Regions from separate parts of the Homo sapiens genome. Here regions 1 and 3 are each linked to region 2. The links are chromatin contacts, found by Hi-C or POLR2A ChIA-PET in ENCODE. All regions are on one chromosome and are shown on one strand. The core of a region is the stretch at or near the end of the contact, and the rest is flanking DNA. Distances in the headings are between cores, read along the strand shown.

Region 1 (4,579 bases), core at 999-3,498, 410 kb after region 2:
AAAACATATTATTTTAACATAGTTATTTCCACTAAAGAACATCCGTTTGTAAGTGGAGCTGACAATGAGTATTATTTGAAAGAACCTCAGAATTTTTTATAAATGTCATTAAGTCAAAGGTGAAATTGAACACTAGAAAATAACTTTTCATTCACTTTGGTCATTTTGAAACTCAATTTCAGATTTTGGACAGGGTATCACAGACAACAGAAAAATGTTAAGGCATTCCATTGCCTTTATAATGTAAAGAAATCCAGAAACGAAACCAACAACTGAACTACCATCGGTTCTTTTTAACCCTCACTTGATTAATAGGTGCTCTTAAGAATCTTGATGCAAATATAACTGGTAGGGAAGCACTTCAATACTCCAAGAAGATAGATCTGAAATATTTACAGACCTACCAAGGATACATTTAAACATGAATAAGATCAGAAGAGAATAAATATTTTATTGAAAAGTTTTCAGAGTATACAAACAAAAACTCCCTAGTATATAACTGATTTCACAAGTTTTACCCAACTACAAAAGGCTTAAAGATTAGGCACACTGTTCTTGAACTTAAAGCACACCATTCAAATTATTTACTATATCACTTGTGTTGAATTTTGTGCATGGTTTTCTGATTAATAATTCTGAAAATAATTGTAGTTTTATACATATATATGGATAGGGGAAAGGGAAGGCTATCCTTACACAGTGAAACATATGTATTACCAGAAACATAATATACATAAAAAGCACCAGAGAAAAAGAAAGAAACAACAACAAAATGTATACACAATCTGGGATTCAATTAAAAAAATATTACCCATGATCCTAACACAAAGAGGGATAATGAGTGAAATGGAAAGAGGCCTGGTTACTCCTTAGTTTATTTTGATCGCTGAATACAGACAGGTGATGCACCCACACAGCCTAGAATAGGCTATTTAGGTGGTTGCCAAACAGTAATAAACATTTAATGTAAAATCATTATCATATGCACAATTGGAACAAACTAGAGGCTTCCCATATACTTTCCAATGAAAAATATTAGAGACAAATAAGGAATATGTTATAATCTTGTACATAATACCATTTGTCCATAAGACACATAGAAATAAATGATTCTCATTATGCTAAATGAGCCTTTTACCTTACTGTTTTTCTTCAATAGAATTTATTACATGACTTTTGAAATTAATCTTTTAAATTAAAAATGCTTTATAGTAGCATTTTACACAGTATTTCAAGAAAGATTTTTAGGAAATATACAGAGATAAAAAAAGATACGGGGATTCTTAAGCAGGCTATGTAGAGAAAAGATTAAAGAAATGAAAGAAAAATATAATTTAACTATAAAATAGGTGATATATTTTTAGGATCATGCAGATCTATGTGATCTCATGGTATTCTAGAAGTCTATAACAAATATTGATTAGGCCCAATATCTACTTTCTTTTTCTTCTTTAAGAAATAACTTTTGTTACCCAAAAATGTGAAATGTGAGCGACCTTAAATTTGTTTCGGTGAACAAGCCTCTAACCAGAGATGCCTAGTCAAGCCAATGTCAACAAAGCCAGTCCTTTCAAAGGACAAAGGTATCTGATTAAGCAACACCTGTGAAATAAATCACAGCCTCCTAACTGATAGGCTCGCCCATGTTCCCCTGTTTTCTACCTTTTAAAAAGTGGTTATATTAATTACAGGGAAACTGAGCTGGTAAACTCCAGAGATGGCAAAACTTAATTACCAATAAACACTCCACAGGTAGAGACAAAAATCAAGGTTCTGTTAATGTTGGAAAAGGTCCAACATGAAAATGCACTGGAAGTTGGTTATACCATTTCTCCAACATTATACTGGGGATTAAGGATAAAGCTTTCCATACCCTCCACGGGTCCCCCAAATTTGTGATTCTGTGTTGCCTGAGTCTTTGTAAACAACTGAGAAAACATGCTTCCTCTGAATCAACAATCTCCACCTCTTTTCTCGCTCGCAGAAAACACCTTAAAAACAGGGCCAGGGCACCTGAACATGCATGCAGGGATGCGTGTGTGCATACACAGAAACACACAGACTTTGTAATCAACACTGCTTAAGTTTCTGATTGTGAAAAGTGAAAAGTTCATAGGCTGTTGGTACTTACCTTGCAAAGACGTGTTAGGTAAACTTGCTTCATTCTCTCCCATTTTATTATTTCTTTTTAAAGAGGGCCAAGCAGTTTCAAGTTGTGTCACTTACCCTGCAAGCTTTGTGACCTTCTGACTTTCTACTGTAGTATTGTAACAGTATACTACCTGCTTTCTTCTGTGAATAATTACCATTCTGCTTCCTGAGTTACCTGGGCTTGCAGGACCTGTTTTACTATGAAGTGAGATCATATCTTTTGATCCACTGTATGGCTATTAAAGTGTACTTCACAAAACATTGCTTTGTTTCAGTTTTGATATAAACTTTTAATTCTCTACTTTCACTTTAGTCCAGAAACATATTTATATTTTCCCCTAAAAGAGCATTGATATTACCAGTACACCAAGCTTCACAGAGTTTGGTTTCTTTGTTTTTGAGTGTTTCTAATCTACTTTTCCTACAGAAATCAAATTTAAAGTGTATTACACGACATTTATTTTTTAAACCATAGGGAAATAAGGAACAGCTCAGAGTCAGTTTTGTGCAGCAGTGTGAAGACAAGTTTTGGATTATCTCTAATACTTGCTGTGTGACTGTAAGCAAAGAATATAACTTCTTTGAGACTCAGTTTCCTAAACTATAAAATAGAATAATATCTAGTATGTATGAAGTATGTATGATTAGTACGAAGATTGAAAACACTAATGTATGGCTGTGCTAAACACTGTGAATAATGGACAATAAACAAAAAACAATTTCTAATTTTCCTCTTCCTTTTCCTTCTTCTTCCTTCTCTCCCTCTTGTTCTTCTGATGAGTGGAATGAATGCTGAACTGCAGCATTGATGTCCCAGATCATGTACTGACATCAGTTATGCAACTTATTAACTGAGAGACCTGAAAAAAACTGTTCAACCTAATCCTGAGTTGCCTCAAGGTCCTCATTTGTAAAAGGAGAGTCATGATATTTGCATTGCCTTTTGAATAGAAGCATGGTGAATATTAACTTAGATTAACTGTTGTGACTCAACAAAAATAATTCCCAGCAAACAAGAGCAACAAATTGGAGACGTATCTTTAAATATTCATTTGTATGTGAGAAAGCAAAGATATCACAGAATTAAGGCAATTTATTTAAGCTTTGTCCCCCATAAGGCACCTAGAATAAAAAACAATCTCCACTTTCTTCCCTCTAGAAATCCTTAACTTTGGCTGTAGTTAGACTAGTAAATAAATGAATATAAATATATATTCATATTCATATATATTAATATTTTACAAATTATATATTATATATTTAATATTGTAATAATTACATATTATTATATTCAAATATATAATATATAAAAACATTTTTATTAGTCTGCAGCTAATATATATATATAGGCTGTAGTTACACACATATATATGTATATGAAGCTCAAGCTCCTTTCTTTATAATCCATTGCTTTTTAATTTGAAAAAATCTATATATTATGTGTGCTAGCTTACTAATGTAAAAATTGACTATATAAGTTGTGTAAAGTACAGAAATGTCAAACAACAGTTTTTCTCAAAAGTATTAGAAATAAAGGCAAACATGACATTAAAAATTTCTGATTGCAATTGGGAGTTGTCTCTTTCATTTATTACCTCTCTAGGTCTCAGTTTCTTCTATGAGGGAGCTGGACCATTGAAAACCCATTCTCTCTTTATAATGCCAGGAGCCTCTGATTTAAAATCTGGGTTGTGGTTTGCTCCAGAATAGAATAACCCTTTGCCTATAGCAATTGCATACTGTAATATATATATATACACACCATGCTACATACTTTACCAACAGTAACTTGAAATTGAATGTTTGCCAATAAAACACTGTAATCATCACATTCTTACTTCACTTTAAAAGGACCAACACACATATCAATCCTCACTCATTATGACAAACTTGGAAATATATTTACAGACCTGCCCCAGGCACTGAAATTAGTCAATAACAGTTATAAAGCACCCATTATCTATGAGCTGAATTATAGCATGTGGTAAATTACGATGAAAGTGGAATAGAGAAGTCCTATTCTTAAACGATAACAAAAAATCCATACAAATATAAACACCAGAAAGGTCTTAAGTTCGTAAGTTCACAGAAAGTAACATAAATACTGATTGAGTAGAAAAGAATCAGTTGCAATACTAATAAAGTGCCATGTGCACACATATTTTCTTTCTCCTTCTGGGTCTTTGTGCATGCCTGGAAAATTTCTTCCAGGACGTTTTTTAACATACCTGGTGAGTTTTGCACATGCCTAAAAAACTTCTTCACCTCCCTTTTGCTGAATTCATATGCAGAAATTCTTGTTGAATTCAGTCTGAGTTCAGGTCCCTTCCTTGTGCTCCCAGACACCCCTTAACAATTCTAAACTTTTCATTTCACCATGGCTCTTGTCACATTATATTATAGGTACAGTAGGCCCCCTTAACCTCAG
Region 2 (4,829 bases), core at 181-2,680:
GCAAATTTCACATTAAGATGATAAACATGGCTATTAACAGAAATCAGGGTCTATGGTAATCAGTTCCACTAAACCAATTAATCTTAACTCTGTCACAAAGATTCCTTGAGACCTACACAGTCCTCATTTTTAAAATAAAGAATAATACTCACTTCACATAATTTTCTTGGGAGTTTAATATGATAAACTCATTTTCTTAACAAAATACCAACAAAATTTTCTTTGTTTCTTTTAAATAAAGATGCTTGTTAGACAGATGCATTTCTGGAGCAGATTTTTTAAAAAGTATAGAATTTGCCATAAGTTAAATGAAAATGTCTAACATCTTCTCTCTTACTGGAATGAATTGAATTAGTCCATCGATGTCTAAAAATGACAAACTCCTTAGTCTCTTAGGTCACAAAACCATCACTAATATGTGGTAACGTTCTGGGCTTCTTACTTTTTGTTTGGAAGTTTTCTTCTTACCAGGGGCTAACGTGATCTAAAGAGAAGGGTGGATGGCTAGTATGCAACATATACTAAATATACCTAATTAATTTTAAAAGGAATCAGGAAATATTATATAATTCATTAGATATTCTAGAATTTCTAAAAACAGACAGGGACAGCCATCTTTGGAAGTTTTTCCAGTATTTAATCAGTCTTATTTTATAAGATTATTTATGGGTAATCTTAATATACTTTGCACAATTTAAGTGGCGGCTTTTTAATTTAATTTAATTTACTTTGAGACGAAGTCTCACTCTGTCACCCAGGCAGGAGTGCAGTGGCACGACCTCGGCTCACTGCAACCTCTGCCTCCCCCCTTGTTCAAATGATTGCCCTGTCTCAGCCTCCTGAGTAGCTGGGATTACAGGCGTGCGCCACCACACCCGGCGAATTTTTGTATTTTTAGTAGAAATGGGGTTTCACCATCTTGGCCAGGCTGGTCTCGAGCTCCTGACCTCAGGTGATCCACCCACCTCGGCCTGCCAAAGTGCTGGGATTACAGATGTGAGCCACCACACCGGCCTAAGTGCCTATTTTATAGCTTTAACTTTTGCAAAAATTGGAAAAGGTCCTAATTTTATAACCCACAAATACTCTTTCATGTGCATGAAGACTGTGCTTGACTTTCTTCTCAGGCTTTTTTTGTAACAGATTTAAAAACTCTCAATTAAATAATTCACGTTTTCCTAATCCATCAATTTTTTTTAAATCTATTTCTAAATTTATTCTATCATTTTAAAATAGAGCAAACCAAACCAAACTTGATAATCTACCAATAAACAATGCTTGGGAAAAAATTATTTTTCCACTTTTGTATATCTTTTTCTTTCTCTAAGATTAAATCAGTAACTTTTGTTTTCTTCTTTGATATCCTTATGATTCTCATAGACTTTGCTGCTCTATTGCCAAACTACTCATATCCCCCTGTTACTGTGAAACTTGGTGAAATTCCTCAGGGATTTTGAGACATCAAAGCAGTAAGTAAATGTGCATGCCTATTCATTAAGAACTCCTTTATACATATATGAATTTTTAAAATGTGTTTTAATAAAAATAAATACAGAATGAAAAACTAACCCTTAATCCCAAACATATTTCTTATAGGCCTATTTAGTGCAATAAAATAATCCTGTCATTTTCAATTCATTTACTCACAAACTATTTCTTTTTGTGAGGATTTTGTTGACAGCACAGTAAAATCAGTACTATACTGGAAGAGGTTTACAGAGGCCCAGCAGGCACTTTTCACTTTTTCCATTAAACATTCCATATGCATCCATCAAGTCATTACAGTATTCCACATATCTGTCAACCTTTGCCAGGCTATCACACACAAGCACGCACCCTAAGACGATTCTTATGAAATATTCATAAACATTTTCAAGTTACAAATTCTTCTCATTCAAGATAAGATTTAATGGCAACATTTTCCCGGAGAAGTTAATGAGAACTCTTTGCTCATAATAAATGAGCTCCGATATACAATTGCCCTGTGGTTTCACCAGCACTCTGGTTGGGAACAAATTCAACAGCAATTCACATTCAGCATTCTTTTGTTTAGGTGCCTGAGGCTATGTCTCCCTGGCTGTCAGTAATCTGATAAAAATATAAAAAATCAGTCAGTTTGGATGAAGAGTGATTTAACCGTAATGACCATATCCAACCTACTAGTTGATTTTTACCATACTCTGCAGGGAGAATATCAAGTGATATTTTTCACCCCTTAAGTCAAGTTGGGCTTTGGACAGCTAAATTGGTGAGTCTGAATCCTCTGATTAGTATGCTTGATTGACTAAGGGCAGAAGTGGACTGAAACACTCTCCACATAAATGAGAAATCTTGTCCAAATTGAAAGCATGTATTGTAACCACTCAATCAGCTCCCATGGGGGAAGCAAATAAGCTAAATTAATGCTAAAATGGTTAGAGGCATTTTCAGGCAGTTGTTGGGAATCCTGGCTGCTTTTCCCCCCACATTTATTTATTTTGAAAATTTTTATTTTAAGGATTTTAATAGAAATGAAAAATATAGTATGATAAATTCTCACATATTTATTACCTGACTTCACCAGTTATTAATTTTCTTACATTTCCTTTATCTTTCTCTGTGTATCTCTCTCATTCTGAACCATGTGAAAGTAATCTGAAAACATATTTGTTTGGTAGTAAAGAACCATGATTGAAGGCACAATGGTGCTAATACTGAGAGAAGCTATCTTAAATATTTATTCATAAACACAAATAAATAAACAAACTGCGAGGATCATAAAGAGCCCTAGGTTTGGAATAACAGCACTAGCTCTCTGAAAAATAAATGTACAACATTGGATAAGACATTCAAACTCCCTGAGAAGCAGTTACTTACCATACAGCAGTGACCATCCTACTTATACAGGAATTTTTAGGAAGATAAGGAGTGTTTACCTGAGAGTGTGTATCTGAAAGTAAACTAGCGTCATACAGACAAAGTCGTGGCTCCGCACAGGTCATTTTGGTCAAGGAATGATCCCGTACACAACAGCGGTCACGTAAGATTATAACGGAGCTGAAATTTTCCTATCAGCAAGTGACATCAGAGTGTCCTAACGTTGTAGTGCAACATATTACTTACATGTTTGTGGTGATGCTGCTGTCAACAAACTTACTGCCCTGCCAATTGTATAAAAGTATAGCACATGCAATTATGTACACACTTGATAATAATCAACTATATTAGTGGTTTGTGTATTTACTATACTATGTATATTTTTGCTATTTTAGAGTGTACTTCTCCTACTTATATATAAAATAAATTTTGGTCAGGTGCTGTGGCTCACACCTGTAATCTCAGCATTTTGGGAGGCTGAGGGGAATGGATCACTTGAGGCTAGGAGTTCAAGACCAGCCCGGTCAACATGGTGAAATCCCGTCTCTACTGAAAATACAAATATTAGTCAGGCATGGTGGCACACATCTGTAATCCTAGCTACTTGGGAGGCTGAGGCAAGAGGATCGCTTGAACCTGGGAGACAGAGGTTGTAGTGAGCTGAGATCATGCCACTGCATTTCAGCCTGGGTGACAGAGGGAGACCGTCTCAAAAAAAAAAAAAAAATTAAATAGTTAACTGTAAAACAACCTCAAGTCAGATCTTTCAGGAGGCATTTCAGAAGAAGGTATTGTTATCATAGGAGATGACAGCTCCATGCATGTTACTGTCCCTGAAAAACTTCCAGTGGGACAAGACATGGAGGTGGAAGACAGTGATACTGATCCAGACCCTGTGTAGGCCTTGGCTAAAGTGTCTGTGTTTCTTAGTTTTTAACCAAAAAGTTTAAAAAATAAAACAATAAATAAAATTTTAAAAATAGAAAAGGACTTCTATAGAACAAGGATATAAACAAAAATATTTTTGTCAGGTGTGCAATGCGTTTTAAGCTAAGTGTTAATTACAAGAGTTGAACAGTTTAAAAAAGTAAAAAGTTCATAAAGTAAAAAAGCTATAGTAACATAAGATTAATTTATTATTAAAAAGAAAAATATTTGTAAACAAATATACTGTAGTCTAATTGTAAAGTGTTTATAAAGTCTACAGTAGTGTTTAATAAGGTCCTAGGCCTTCACATTCACCCACCACTCACTCACTGACACCTAGAGCAACTTCCAGTCCTGCAAGCTCTACTGACGCTAAGTGCCCTATACAGGTATACCAGTTTTTGTCTCTTATATCATATTTTTACTGTACTTTTTCTATGTTTAGAGATGTTTAGATACACAAATACTTACTACTACATTATAATTGCCTGCAGTATTCAGCATGGCAATATCTGTATTCTGGGAGCAATAGGCTATACCTTATAGACTAGATACGCAGTAGGCTACACCATCTAAGTTTGTCTAAGTACACTCCATGATACCAGCACAACACCAACAACAACAACGAAATCATCTAATGAGGCATTTCTGAGAATGTATCCCCTTTGTTAAGTGATGCATGCCTGTATTATTCAAGTAACTATGTTTTAAAACACCTTCAGTGAAAGTAGGAACTGTTCCTTACCATGGTTACAAAACAATAACAATATAATAAATGTTTATTGAGCATTTACTAAAGGCTAGGTGATATGAAGACAACACTATCATTACACTGGTTTTACAAGGACAAAATGAAGTCTTAGAATGTTTAAAAAGTTTGACCACTGACTTACAGCAATTAAATAGTAGAGCTGGGACTCAAATCCCATATAATTGTTCAGATTCTCTACTCATGGGATGTGAGGTTGGAAATTCATTTTAAGTATAAACAAATGTGGACAGGGAGACCTCTCATGTACACGTGATGCAAATGTACACATGAAGAC
Region 3 (4,224 bases), core at 554-3,053, 320 kb after region 2:
ATAATAAATTCACTCCGCCTATTTTCTCTTTTTTTGATCATTTTAGTTGAGTCGTATCTGTCAGCATATTTGTTCATAATGTGAGCTTGCAGGTTCTTTCTTACCATATCATTTAGAAGGCTGTCCCTAGTTTGCTGTTCTAATGGAAAAAGCTAACGATTTATTCTTGCCTCCTGAGAATTACATTCACGTCTCAACTTAACATGACTCATGAAGGTATTTTTGCTACATTTACATCCCAACTTAACATGACTCATGAAGGTATTATTCCAAATATGAAGTATGGAATACTTTCTAACTAAAATAGGGTTGTATAGGTCTTCATTGCAGGAAATGATGTAATTTGAAATTTTAAGCATTATTCTCTTTTTATGTAAAATTATTTTTCTTTATTACAGAAATAGAAATGTGAAAAATACAGATTGGCATGTTTGCTAATGACACCAGCACATCCTTCTGTCCTTTATCTTTTTCTCTGTCCTTCCATCCTTTATCTAAAGAGACAAGTAGAGAGGAAAAGAGATAAATAGCTAGATACATAGATGAATAAAGAGATAGATATAAACATACAAATGTTAATAGCTATTTGATTCAAATGAAATTAAATTACAAATTATTTTGTAAGCTCCTTAATTTTCAGTTTGACCATATTTCTATTTTATTATTTTTGTAAAATGCTACTTTTATGATGCTAAGTATGTCATATTACAAATATGAATTGTTTGACTAGCCTTTTATAGTGGCATGCTAAAATTGTTTCAAATTATTGACAATTAAAACAAAGTTGTGCACAACCTTACTATTTGGGGGAATAATTTTCTAGGATGACTATTTTAAAAAAAGGCTTTGAACTCTTCAAGAACACCATATATAGTTCAAAAACATTTCAAAAGTATCAAAGCCCAGATTTAAAAAGGATCCTAGCTTTTTTAGAAAAATAGTGCTCACTTGATTATCAACTCATTGTTTTTTGGCTATGACACAAAATCTACTGTGATGAATAGAATCATGTATATGTATGTTTTACACAGCAAAGTATAACAATGAAAATCAATGCATTGGTCAAATTAGTCAAACCAAGCATATTTCCAAGGATTTGTGGACAACCAAAATTTGTGATTCTCAAGATATACCAGGTATTATAAAACTTTTGGGAACTCTTCAGAGATGCAGATTCCCAAAATCTACTCCCTACTCTCAATTCATATTCAGTAGGTTTGTAGAGTCCTTGGTAAAACCAAGGACTCTACACTTTCATCAAGTATGTAAGATCTGGGGGCGACCAAAGTTTCTCTGTAAAGGGACAGATAGTAGATATTTTAAACTTTGGTATTCTCTGTCTCTTATTTTTATTTTGTTGTCATTGATTGTTTTTTGTACTCCTTTAAAAATAGGAAACCAATACTTAGCAAACCGGGTCATAAAAAACTGACCAGGCTGGATTTGATCTGCTGGCTGTAGTTTGCTTAGACCTGCCCTCAATGGTTCCAATGCAAATAGACAATGGATAACAATCTTGAGAACTGCTGCTCAAGACCAGTGCACAAAAAGGAGCACAGAGAATCTGGGAATGGATAGTTATCTCAATATGCTATTATTTGGCACATATTAGTATTACTCTTGCTCCACACTTCTTCTTCCGAATAGCAGTGAAGACATATTCTGTTGTTGAATGTTTAGCTACTGTAGCTAAGGGTAACTTTGTTTGTTTTCTTTGGCCATGTCCTAAAAGGACAGAACACTGATCATTTCTCTGCAGTGAATTGTAAGATTATACTAACATTCCTTTGTAAAGGGCATAGTGCAATGGTGTTCCGTGTTTATAGTATGGCTCATTTGTGATGTTGGTCCTGGTCCAAATTCTGAGGTTGCAGATGGAACTAAAGTCAATGTAGTGTGAAATATATTAAAAGCCAATAATAGCTGATTACTGAATTTGTTTTTTTTACACCAATATAAAAAATTATATTTTTCAATGATGGCTGCAACAATATCCCCCATTACACTGTGTGACTTTGACACTCTACCTACTAAGAGATGGTATCAGGGACAACCCTCCCCACCCCTTGGAACTGGGCAGGCTTGCAACCATGGCAGAAGTGATATTATGTGACTTTCGAGGCTAGGTCGTAACAGGTAAAATAGATTCCAATTGGCTTTCTGGGGACACTTGCACCTGAAACCCTACTGGGTGTTGTGAGAAAGCCCATTTGAAGGGCTATGGGTAAGAGCTATGGCCTGAATGTTTATGTTTCCCCCAAATTCCTATGCTGAAATAATCACCCCCAGGGTGATGGTAGTAGGAGGTAGGATCTTTGGGGAATGACTAGGTCAAGAGGGTGGGATCTTTGGGAGATGATTAGGTCAAGAGGGTAGAGAACTCATAAAAGGAATTTGTGTCTTTATAAAAGAAGCACCAGAGAGACCCCTTTCTCTTCTGCCATGTGAGGCTAGAGTGAGAAGACAACTGTGTATGAGGAAGTGGGCCTTCACCAGACATCAAATTCACCAGCACCTTGATCTTGGACTTCCCTGCCTCCAGAATTGGGAGAAATAAAATTTCTGTTGTTTATAAGTCACCCAGTCTATCATATTTTCTTATAGCAGCCTGAAAGAACTAAGACAGTAAGTGTTTCAACTGACAGTCCAGATGAGGACTCAGTCTAAAACCAGTATCAATGGACAAATACATCAGTGCAGACAGCCCTAGATGATTCCAGCCCCCAGTTTTTGAGTCACCACAGCCATCAAATCTTCCCAGAAGAGACCCCTGACATCATGGAAGAAAGAAAAGCCATCTTTATTGTTCTGTGTCCAAATTCCTGTCCCATAGAAGCCATGAAAGATAATAAAATGACTGTGTTGTGACACTCAGTTTTAGGAAGATTGGTTAAGTAGTAATAGTCACAATAAAGTACCAGACAAAAGTTATCTTTAGTGACATCTGATAAATTCAACATTCATAAAAAAATAAATTCTTGCCAGGCGTGGTGGCTCACGCCTGTAATCCCAGCACTTTGAGAGGCCGAGGCGGGTGGATCACCTGAGGTCAGGAGTTCAAGACCAGCCTGGCCAACATGGTGAAACCCCGTCTCTACTAAAATTACAAAAATTAGCCGGGTTTGGTGGCACACGCCTATAGTCCCAGCTACTAGGGAGGCTGAGGCAAGAGAACTGCTTCAACCCGGGAGGTGGAAGTTGCAGTGAGCGGAGATCAAGCCAATGCACTCCAGTCTGGGCGACAGAGCAAGACTCCATCTCAAAAATAAATAAATAAATAAATAAATAAATAAGTTCTATATGGGCCTCCATGAATATATTTATGTGTAAGAATGCCCTAATGACATTTCAGGAAACATTTTGTATTTTAAAGAATTAAATTTAGTTACGGGTTTAACTGGCAAAAATTAACAATATGTCAAGTTTCGTGTCAAAGGTGTTACATGTCTAATTAAATATAATTATATAAAATGTTAAAAATAGCAGTTCATAACTATATTTACATCTATGTAGGTATACAGCAAAATTAAATATTAGTTACTAAAATGGCAGCAAGTTTACCAAAATAAAATATATTTGTTATTAGAAAATAAAGCTCAGTGCAAGTCTTTGAAATAATAATTATAATAATTTAGACACCACTGACAACAGAATATGTACATACAGAAGAATGTGTGCACATATGTGTATGTGTGTGTATATGTGTCAGTATGTGTGTGTGTGTGTCTGTATATATATCACTATTCATGTGGATTTTTTTTTAAAACCTGTATACTAGAAGACCAAAGAAAAAAAATAAAAGATTTCTTAAAAGTTATCAGTGTTTTTTTTCCCAAGAATAATAAATTTATAAAGAAGAACTATTAGCATCATTCCTAAATTCCATTTTCACTGAGAGTCCCACATTCTTCTTATGTCTTGAAAAGAATAGTACTTTCCAGGGAATTTTTAAAAATTCAAATTACAATACTACCATTCCTAACCATGGTCAGCACTTAAGGAAGGAACTGTTAATCTTAGAAAAAGGTCATATTCAGATTATGCCTATAAATTTGATCAAAGTGAAACCATAAAACAGCAATCTTCAGCTCTGCTTTTCCAGGAAGGCTTATAAATTTTCCTTTGCAAGGGTTGGGATAACTGAACATGTAATCTTGTGCAAAAAAGAAAAAAACAAAAAACAAACAAACAAAAAAACCCACTCATGTTGCATTTGAAAGAAGA

What was found. Hi-C counts contacts between places; a loop is a spot of excess contacts on that map. ChIA-PET counts read pairs that join two places held with the same protein, here RNA polymerase II (POLR2A). Pooled maps may share reads with other maps.
Region 1: a pooled map shows a loop between it and region 2 (2.7-fold over the local background). The contact joins the promoter of NAALADL2 here to the promoter of NAALADL2-AS2 in region 2. A Hi-C loop is called at or near these places in 1 of 168 maps with a recorded cell type or tissue (Calu3) and 1 of 50 pooled maps.
Region 3: a map of IMR-90 shows a loop between it and region 2 (4-fold over the local background). The contact joins the enhancer-like site here to the promoter of NAALADL2-AS2 in region 2. A Hi-C loop is called at or near these places in 3 of 168 maps with a recorded cell type or tissue (Calu3, IMR-90 and chondrocyte). POLR2A ChIA-PET finds 5 or more read pairs at or near these places in 2 of 52 experiments (A673 and AG04449).

What each region holds. Positions count from the first base shown.
Region 1 is chr3:174,857,003-174,861,581 of GRCh38, reverse strand. NAALADL2 (N-acetylated alpha-linked acidic dipeptidase like 2) reads right to left here and starts at 2,248. Exons shown (of 14, transcript NM_207015.3): 1 at 2,132-2,248. The coding sequence starts at 2,174.
Region 2 is chr3:175,267,697-175,272,525 of GRCh38, reverse strand. It overlaps NAALADL2-AS2 (NAALADL2 antisense RNA 2), which reads left to right and starts at 1,430. Exons shown (of 3, transcript NR_046713.1): 1 at 1,430-1,469. All of the region lies in intron 4 of NAALADL2 (N-acetylated alpha-linked acidic dipeptidase like 2), which reads right to left.
Region 3 is chr3:174,947,232-174,951,455 of GRCh38, reverse strand. All of the region lies in intron 1 of NAALADL2 (N-acetylated alpha-linked acidic dipeptidase like 2), which reads right to left. Among named protein-coding and RNA genes, the nearest start is that of NAALADL2, 90 kb to the right of the region's middle. Within about 2 kb of position 1,803, at least 2 of the 41 ENCODE cell types and tissues checked have a DNase peak (open chromatin) inside an H3K27ac peak, as active enhancers do.